Linked DNA regions of Homo sapiens: region 1 is linked to region 2. Evidence: chromatin contacts called from ENCODE Hi-C or POLR2A ChIA-PET data. All regions are on one chromosome and are shown on one strand. Each heading gives the region's core, a stretch centred on a gene start or an enhancer-like site at or near the end of the contact. The rest is flanking DNA. Distances are from core to core; before and after follow the strand shown.

Region 1 (5,030 bases), core at 1,345-3,844, 75 kb before region 2:
TGGGCCCAACCACTCCCAGCCTCTGTAAGGAACAAGAGTTCAAAGAAATAAAACCTCCATCCAAAGAGGTACTTGCTCTGCACAGTCAACCGGGGGGGCACAATGTTCTTGAAACCCTGACCTTTCTTTGGAGTTACTGGTTGTTTCTTGTGTTCTCTGGCTCCTTTTCAAGCTGGGCTGGTCCATGAGTGTCTCTCAGGGACAAGGTACGACAATCGGAAGCAGACAAAAAAAGATTCTCTGCTTGGCTTTTGAGTTTCGGTGCCTGGCCTGGGCACATGCCAGATAAGAGCAAAGCTTCCCAGCTACCATCCCTCCCGCCTGGAAAAAGGTTTCTGAAGGGAAGAGGAAAGGGGTGGTTGGCAGCGGTCAGTGGGGATGGACTGAAGGAACCAGCCTCTTTGAGGGTGTCTCGTCTGTTTCCAGCACCCAGGAGCCCCCTGGAGCCATGTCTGAACCCAGGCTTCTGGGATCCTCTTCCTCAGTTGCCCCACCAGCCTGCCCCTCCCACACGGCTGTGGCATCTCCAGCAGCAGCCCCTGTGTCTCCTGTGACAGACCAGTGAGGGGGGTGCCACCTGTGCCCTGAGCATCCACTTGAGATAGGGTCTTACCCATTGGACTGCCCTCCCATCTTCACCCTAGGGCACCCTTAAGACCCAGTGGAGGCCAGGTACGGTGGCACACACCTGTGATTCCAACACTTTGGGAGGCCGAGTTGGGTGGATCGCTTGAGATTAGGAGTTCGGGACCAGCCTGGCCAACATGGTGAAACCCCGTCTCCACTAAAAATACAAAAATTAGCCAGGCATGGTGGTGCGTGCCTGTAATCCCAGCTACTCAGGAGGCTGAGGCAGGAGAATCACTTGAACGCGGGAGGCGGAGGTTCCAGTGAGCCAAGATTGCACCACTGCACTCCAGCCTGGGCAATAGAGTGAGACTCAGTCTCAAAGAAAAAAAAAAGACTGGGTTGAGCCCCAGTAGGGGAGATAGCAGTACAGAAAGCCCCTCTCTTGTGCCTCAGTGGGACTAGGAGAAACAGCTTGAGGTCCCCTGCACCCCAAGTAAGGCAAGTGCTGGGTAAACCAACCCTGTGCTCAAACACTGACTTTGTGATATGGACTCAGGAGGCCTTGAGCAAAAGGGCCAGCCAGGCTCAGAGCCTGCTACTCTGAAGTCTGGCAGTGGCACCCACCTCCCTGCAGAAGAGGCAGACCCAGGGTTATCCATGGCAGGGTCACCAGGGCCTGGGGCTGCAGGATGCTAGGAAGTGGCTCAGCTCCTGCCTGGTCTGGGGCATCACTCTGGGCCTCTCCCTCCAGTGTGCCCATGGGGAGTTGAGCTGCCTGAGCCCTGGGACCCCTCCGAGCTCTGCCACCCTGGACATGAGACCTTGAGATGCTGTGTCCCCATCTTTGGGGGTGAAGGGTCCATTGACCAAGTTCACCTTCAGGCTGCAGGGCCGTCTCTGGCTGAAGTTCAGCTGACTGATGCTCCCATTTAATCTTGGGGCTTGGAGCAGGGTTCCTGAGCCCCCCAGGCAGAGTTCCCACCTTCCTGTTAGGCTATTCCCCATGAGCCTTTTTATAAAGAGTTTGGCTGGGAGCCAGAGAGTTTTGGAAAGTGTATGGGCCAAGCCAAGCTGTACAAACCTGTCTTCCTCCCAGAGCTGAAAGAGGCCAGGTTGTTCCCAGACAAATGCAGAGGCGGGGCCGGGGGTTGGGAAGAAGAAAGGGGGCTATTTTAGGAGGACTTGCATACTGCAGAGCCCCCACACAGCAGCAGAGGGTGTGGGGAGGCACAGCCAGAGGCAGCAGAGTTAGGGACCTGGTACCAGGTGTCTCATGTAGACACACACATGAAACATATGCATACACCCCCAAACGCATGTGGGCACAGACACAAGTTACACAGATACGTAGGCTTGCGACTGTGTATAAGCATGTGCTGATGTGTACAGAAATATGCACAGGTACATACTAGGCAGTCGCACCTGCAGCTGCAGGGACATGCACAAACATGCTCATACATACAATCACACACCACCACGTACACACACATGCATAGACACTTAGAGATGTACACAAAGGATGCAGATTGAGCAATGCCAGGCTAAACCCAGGAGGCTGGGAGAGGGCTTGCACTCCCTGACAGCCCAACTCCCTGAAACCCAGCACACACGTGCGTGCACACACACACACACACACACACACACACCCTGGGAGGAAACTGCTTCCTCCATAGGAACTTTTGGATCCAGGGCAACATGCAATCAAGACCTTGTACTAGGAAAGAAAGCGCCTTTGTCTGCTGGGACCAGGGCTGCAGGAGCAGCTGCAGCCTCCTCCAGGATAAGAGCCAGGCCAGTTCCTTGCCCTGGGGAGGAAGGTCAGGCCAGGCCCTAGATGGGGGGTGGAAAGAGGGAGCTGGGGGCTCCAGCAGGCCCTGCCACCAATCCCAGGACACTGTGTCTGGCTGGGGGCACAAAGCCCGGAAAGCCTGTTGTTCTCAGGCCTGGCCTCCCTGACCTCTAACCCTAGTTTGGCCCTGTCTCCAGAACGACTGTGGTTCTGATCCCAGCCCTGGGGCTACACTGACCCAGACTGAGACCTGGCTCGCCTGGGGCTCCATGCCTGCCATGTGCCTGTGACGTCACTTTTTTTAGCGGAGTGAAAAAAAGTCAGGCTCTGGAATTAGAAAGATGTGAAATTGAATCCTGATTTTGTCACTCTCTGAGTGATTTTGAGAATGTACTTGACTTTTTGAGCCCTAAATTCAAACTCCTGTTATACAGAGGCAAATCTTTTTATTTATTTATTTATTTAGAGACAGGGTTTCATTTCTCATTCCATCACCCAGGCTGGAGTGCTTGCCGTAACCAACCTTGAACTCCTGGGCTCAACTGATCCCCTCACCTGAGCCTCCCAAGTAACTAGAACTACAGGTGTGCACCACTCACCTGGCTAATTTTTTTTTAAATGTATCATAGAGATGGGGTCTTGCTGTGTTGCCCAGGTTGGTCTGGAATTCCTGGCCTCAAGCCATCCTCCCCACTTGGCCTCCCAAAGCACTGAGATTATAGGCATGACTCACCACGCCCAGCCCAAATCCTCTTTATTGAGCCCACTGCATACAGCTGCCTTCTCCCTGTGTGCATCTTCTCTTCTGGGCCTGGTGAAGCTGGGTTGGTCCTCTCAGCCCCCAGCACCCCTACCCAGCACCCTCTCCTGCTGCACTGGCCCCAGGGAGGAAAGCAAGACCCAGCCCAGATCTCTAGGGGCTGCCATCTTGGGAGCACCCCTCCTCCCTTGTGCCCTTTTCTCACCCTCTGTGGTCCCAGCCCTGTCCTTGAAGCTGCCCCGTGCCCCTTTGCACTCCTCATCACACTCTGAAGGCCAAAACTTCAGTGAGAACAGCCCTGTTTTTCTAACTCAGGAAAAGGATTTAGCCTTGGAGACCCTGCAGAGGTAACTTAAGCCCCATCCCCAGACACTTCCAGAACTAATTTTAGTCCTTCCATTCAACAGATATTTACCAAAGGCCTACTATGCTATTCTAGATGCTGGAGATTACACGGTGAGCAAATAGGCAAAACTTCCTGCCCTGGGGCTTACATTCAGGCTCCCCATGCCCCATGCTGCGTGGGAGCCTTTAGCCTCACACATTCTCCACATCTGCCCAAGGGCTGCAGTCACTGTGCAAGCGCAGACACACCTCCTCCTTCATGTTGCCACAAAACTTTGGAATGTCACTATCATCACCGTCGCAGCTCTTTCTCCCACTAAGCCGCTCCTGGCTGATGCTAGGAATCTCAAGCGCAGGAATGCGCCTGGTGTGAATGCACTTGAACTATTGAAAGCCATTGAGGCGCGCTCTCTCTCTCTGCCCCGCCACCTCCTGCCCTCATGTAAGATGTGCCTTGCTTCTCCTTGCCTTCCACCATGATTCTAAGGCCTGCTCAGTCATGCAGAACTATGAGTCAATTAAACCTCTTTTGTTTATAAATGTTTTAAAAATGGGCCGGGCGCGGTGGCTCACGCCTGTAATCCCAGCACTTTGGGAGGCTGAGGCGGGCGGATCACGAGGTCAGGAGATTGAGGCCATCCTGGCTAACACGGTAAAACCCCGTTTCTACTAAAAATACAAAAAATTAGCCGGGCGTGGTGGCGGGCGCCTGTAGTCCCAGCTACTCGGGAGGCTGAGGTAGGAGAATGGCGTGAACCCGGGAGGCGGAGCTTGCAGTGAGTCGAGATCGCGCCACTGCACTCCATCCAGCCTGAGCGACAGAGCGAGACTCTGTCTCAAAAATAAAAATAAAAAATAAATAAAATAAATAAATAAATAAATAAATAAATAAAAATGAAAGCCATTGTGGAGTCTGACAGCGGCTTTCAATAGTTCAAGTGCATTCACGTACCACTGTGCCTTAGCGTAGGTCTTCTGATCTTACAGTAACTTGGCATCTTTTAACTATGATGCAGTTATGATAAATTATTGCATCATAATTGAATTATACATAATTATTTCTCTTAATTGCATCATAGTTAAATAACTTGCCCTTATTTTAAATAAAAGCATGCTGTTTTAGGAAATAAATCAGTCATGCACAATGGCTCATGCCTATAATCCCAGCACTTTGGGAGGCTCAGGCAGGAGGACCTCTTGAGGCCAGGAGCTTGAGACCAGCCTTAATAACATAGCAAGGCCCCATCTCTACAAAAAATAAAAAATTAGCCGGGCACAATGGCACATACCTGTAGTCTCAGCTACTTAGGGGGCTGAGGTGATAAGATTGCTTGAGCCCGGGAGTTCAAGGCTGTAGTGAGCCATGATCATGCCACTGCACTCCAGTCTGAGTGACTGAGCAAGACCCTGTCTCAAAAAATATAAAAGAAATGGACTGAACCTGAAGCTCAACTAGTGTCAGTTCAGTTGCCCTGCTCTGTCACTCACAGTACGATGCATTTGTTCATGAAATATTAATTGAGCACTTGCTCTTTGCCGGACCTGGAGAAGGGGAAAGGGGTCCCT
Region 2 (4,501 bases), core at 1,427-3,926:
ACTCTTTAGATGTGGCCCCAAAGTCACCTTTTCTGGGAAGCCTACCCACACTCTCCTGTATATTGTTAATTATGCTATTCTCTGTGCTTCCCAAAGCAGTTGGCACATCCATCTTTGTTACATATTTTCTCCCAGAAGTTTTTTGTTTGTTTGTTTTTGAGACAGAGTTTCGCTCTTGTTGCCCAGGCTGGAGTGTAATGCTGCAAACTCGCTCACTGCAACCTGTGCTTCCCGGGTTCAAGTGATTCTCCTGCCTCAGCCTCCCAAGTAGCTGGGATTACAGGTGCGCCTCACTATGCCTGGCTAATTTTTGTATTTTGAGTAGAGATGGGGTTTCACCATGTTGGTCAGGCTGGTCTCGAACTCCTGACCTCAGATGATTCATCCACCTAAGCCTCCCAAAGTGCTGGGATTACAGGCGTGAGCCACTGTGCCCGGCCAGAAGTATTTTTTTTACATGACTGTTTCCTCTGAAATACTGTTCCTCAAAGGTCGGGAGAATACCTCATTTTTCTCAGGATCCCACTGTGCCTGGATCAAAATAGATGCTCAGAAAAGTTTGTTGAATAAATGAAGTTGTATTGGAGCAGTATAACCTATATACATTCTCATTCATCCCAGAAATACTTATTGAGTACCTGAACATGTCGACCCATGTTCTAGATGTTGAAGATGGGAAAAACAAAGTTCCCACCTTCAGAGATATTATAGATGATATTCAGGTTAGAAGGGCTAGGCAGAAAAGTAAAGCAGGCTTAGAGGATAGTGATTGGAGTTGGGACTTGATACTTTAGTAGAGTGGTCTGGGAAAGTCTGGGGAGGTGACTTTTGAGTAGAAACTTGGAAAGCACACGCCTTTCTGATATCTGGAGGAAGCAACACCAAGTACAGAGGTTCTGAAGTAGAAGTGAGCCTCCATATTCCAGGAGCAAGAAGGAGGCTAGTGTGCCTGGCATGCAATGAGGAGGCCGAGTGGAAGGAGGTGCAGTTAGAGAGGTGGAGAGTATAAGTGGACGAAGGGCAGACACATAGGATCTTGGAAGCCTTTGGGAAAAAAACCACATTTTGGAAATGAAAAAAATAGGTGGGCATGGTGGCGTGCACCTGTAGTCCTAGCTACCTGGGAGGCTGAGGTGGGAGGATTGCTTGAGTTTGGGAGGTTGAGGCTGCAGTGAGCTGTGATGGGGCCACTGCACTCTAACCTGGGAGACAGAGTGAGACTGTGTCCCACTCTCCACCCCACTGCCCCCATATTTTTTTTTTTTTGGCTTTTACTCTGAGATGGGAAACCTTCTGGGGGCTTTTGAGCTTAGGTTTCAACAGGATCCCTCTGGCTTCTGTGTTGAGAGAAGGCACCATGAGAGCACAGTGGAATCGTGGAGAACAGGCAGGAGGCTACTACAATATTCCAGGAAAGAGGAAAAGGGGTATTTTAAAGGTAGAGCTGACAGGCTTTTCTAATGGGTTGCATGTGGGATATGATAGGGAGAGTGGAGTCCAGGATGACTCCAATGGTTTGTCTGGAGTCATCAGAAGAATGGAGTTGACATGAACTGAGGTAGGGAAGGTTGTGAAAGGAGCAAGCTAAGGTGCCACGTATGGGTGTTTGACTATCGACTTGTTTACTTGGACACATCGCTCACACTTGTGTATATGCTCCCTGGTTTTCAGGATCTGAAGGTTCTAAAGTTACTTGAAGTTAAAGGCAGCCTTACTTATTGAACACCAAGCACTGTGCAGAAATCTTTATATGTGGTGTCATTTAACCCTTTTAATATTTCTACTGATTTACTCATGTTTCATTGCCCTTTTACAGTTGAGAGATTAACACGTCCAAAGTCACTCAGACAATTATTAACCTGCTAGATTAATGCAGATCTGGGATTCCCATCCAGGTGTGTCAAGACCGTAGAGCTCCTGCTGTTTACTAATCACTGGATTCTAAAGGTGGGAGCCACTTTCTGAGCATATTTGCTGCAGACTTGGTTCCATAACTAAAAAGGTGCCTGGATCATGTGACGAGAATTCAGGAAAGAACCCAACCCCATCCCAGGCATTACAGGTTATACAACAGCTATGAAGAAAGGACGGTATTAGTGGACTCGAGGAGGCTGACTGATGTTTGAAAGTTCAAGTACTTGAAGACTCAATGTTAAAACAGTGATCAAGAGTTAGTTTTTTTGTTATTATTCTTAAGAAAACAGAAAATATTAAAAATTGCAGTGAACCCTTGGTTGGATAAAAGACCACTCCTAGTCGACGCTTGTTGGGAAACACTGGAATTGGAGGAGTGGGGGCAGACAGGAGCGAGAGCCCCTGCCAGCCTACACACACATCCTTTTGAAAGTGTAACCTGGTGTGACCTTCTTTAAGTGGTCCTCTGGAAAGAGCAGGATATGGAGTACAAAAGCCAGGAACCTCTGGGACCGCAGCATCCGCCCCCAGCGCCTCCTTCCCCGTCTTCTTCAGCCTCCACACGGTGGGGCGGGGAGGAGGGGGGAGGAGGAGTGCTGGCGCATGCGCCGGGGGCAAGGTCCGCTCCCCGCGACGTCAGGGGGCTCGCACCCGCTCGAAAGCCCCGCCCCGCGGCCGCCAGAGGCGACCTGGGCGGACTGGGGGGCCTGGGCCACGCCCCCAGCCGAGTCGAGCAAGGCCGAGGGGAGCCGTGCAAGGCCGAGCAGAGCCGAGCGCCTCCGAGAGCGGCCGAGCCCAGCCGAGCGGCCCGGAGTCGGTTGGTGCAGCTGCGTCCCCGCCGCTCAGCAGTCCGCGGCTCCGGCGTCGCCGCCGCCGCCGCCTCTGCGGGGCCTGCGCCGGCCGCCCGCCCGGCCGCGGGGAGGGAGGCCCGCAGCGCGGGAAGAGCGGCCCGGTCGCGGGCGCCGCCACCGCCGCCGCTGCCAGGTGAGCGCCCGCCACGGCCAGCCGGCCCCGCGTGCCCCCGCGGCTGTCAGTCCCCGGTGTCTGTATCTCTCTCTGCCTGTCAGACCCTGTGTCTGCGCGAGCTCCTTCCCGCCACGCCTGGCCCGCGGCCGGCCCGCAGTCTCAGTCAGCCCCCTCCCGCCGGCTGCCCCTGGTCTTTCTGTCAGCCGCCAGCACCCCCATGCTGAGAGGCTCCGCCCCTTCCCCCCGGAGCCCCGCCCTCCGCCATCTGTCATCACCCCCCGGGCTCCAGGAGCGGGCGTCCAGGGGTCCTAGGGGTCAGGGTAGCCCCGCGTGCCACCATCGTAGAAGGCGCAAAAGGGGGTGGTAGAGGGGAAGCGGGGGCGTTCGCGCAGGCCCGCCTGACCGTGTGAGAGTGCATGCCCGAGTGTGCGTTCCGCGTGTGCACCCGAGAGCCGCCTGCGTCCACGCCCGAGGGCCCTTGCACTCTGCTGGGATGTGGCAGCCCATGCCCCCGGTGTAAAGAGCGTCAGCTCGACCAGTGAAGGCGGCAGAGCCAGGACTCGAACCACTCGGGGTACAGTAGCACCCTGAATCTTGGGACCCTTGTCTGCCCACGCGAAAACACTACACGTGGGCCCCAGGTCCTCGGATTCCCTGAGTGGCGTGTGAGTGGAGTTTGGAGCTTGTTAAGCCTTCCCAGTTTGGGATTTTCATTCAGGGAAGCCTGTTGGAAGTGATTGAGGAGTGGATGGGATGTAGGACTTAGGTGGGGAGTGTTTGAGGGCTTGAGTCATTTTGAGTTGCATGGTTTACATTTCTGAGCAGTGATTGCCCTGGGCTTGTGCCCTGCGAGAAACTTATGTGACTTGGGGTGGGGGAGTGAGGTAGGAAGGAATGCTCCTTTCTGTTTTTATCTATGTGAACACATAGTATATATTTATCCAGATATCCTAAATGTTTATTCATGAGGCGTCCACACGTCCTTAATTTAAAAAAGGATTACAGTAGTTTCCATTTATACACGTTCTTGTGTGTTGTTATCTCAATGCTCTTTATTTGTGGTAACTTAGTATTGCAATATTTCAAAACTAAGAGAAAATGCATCCTAAAACAATTGGTATTTTGCCGGATAATTCTGAACCACGGAGAAGGAGCCAAAAGCGCACTTCATTAGCTGGAACAACTTATTCGAGCTTAATTTGTTTCTAAGAGACATACAGTGGAAAAATCCAGAAGCGCAAAATAGTATCAAAGACACATAGAAAATGAATGAAAAGGGCCCTTCTGTTGCTGCCTTGGAAAGATGGTATCAAAGTTGCTGTAGAGGACAGAGCCACTATGTAATGATCAACATATTAACCAAGTTGGTTTTGTGACCTTGATACATTGAGCGGGGCTTGATTTGTGCAGTGGTTCATGACAGGCAAACATTGCATGGGAAGTGTGGTAATTTTTGGAAAAAAATGTTCCCCATGTTGTTTTGGTTTTTGGTTTTGAGTTTGTTTTTTTTTTTTTCATATTGAAGTAAGATTTCAGACAAGGGAAGTCTCATGGTGGAGTGCTTTTTTCTTTTTAAAGATAACATTAAAAATTACCAAAGTAATTCATGTTTAAGGCAGAA

Evidence for each region. Hi-C counts contacts between places; a loop is a spot of excess contacts on that map. ChIA-PET counts read pairs that join two places held with the same protein, here RNA polymerase II (POLR2A). Pooled maps may share reads with other maps.
Region 1: a loop to region 2 is called in a map of PC-9, with 16 times the contacts of the local background. The contact joins the enhancer-like site here to the promoter of ZHX3 in region 2. A Hi-C loop is called at or near these places in 1 of 168 maps with a recorded cell type or tissue (PC-9) and 2 of 50 pooled maps. POLR2A ChIA-PET finds 5 or more read pairs at or near these places in 2 of 52 experiments (activated T-cell and naive thymus-derived CD4-positive, alpha-beta T cell).

Annotation. Positions count from the first base shown.
Region 1 is chr20:41,390,560-41,395,589 of GRCh38, reverse strand. No RefSeq gene overlaps it. Among named protein-coding and RNA genes, the nearest start is that of EMILIN3, 26 kb to the right of the region's middle. RefSeq lists an enhancer at 3,252-3,917. Within about 2 kb of position 2,594, at least 13 of the 41 ENCODE cell types and tissues checked have a DNase peak (open chromatin) inside an H3K27ac peak, as active enhancers do; they include PC-9, where a contact is called at or near this core.
Region 2 is chr20:41,315,906-41,320,406 of GRCh38, reverse strand. It overlaps ZHX3 (zinc fingers and homeoboxes 3), which reads left to right and starts at 2,676. Exons shown (of 4, transcript NM_001384317.1): 1 at 2,676-2,898. RefSeq lists an enhancer at 2,247-2,296 and silencers at 2,407-2,856, 2,867-3,156.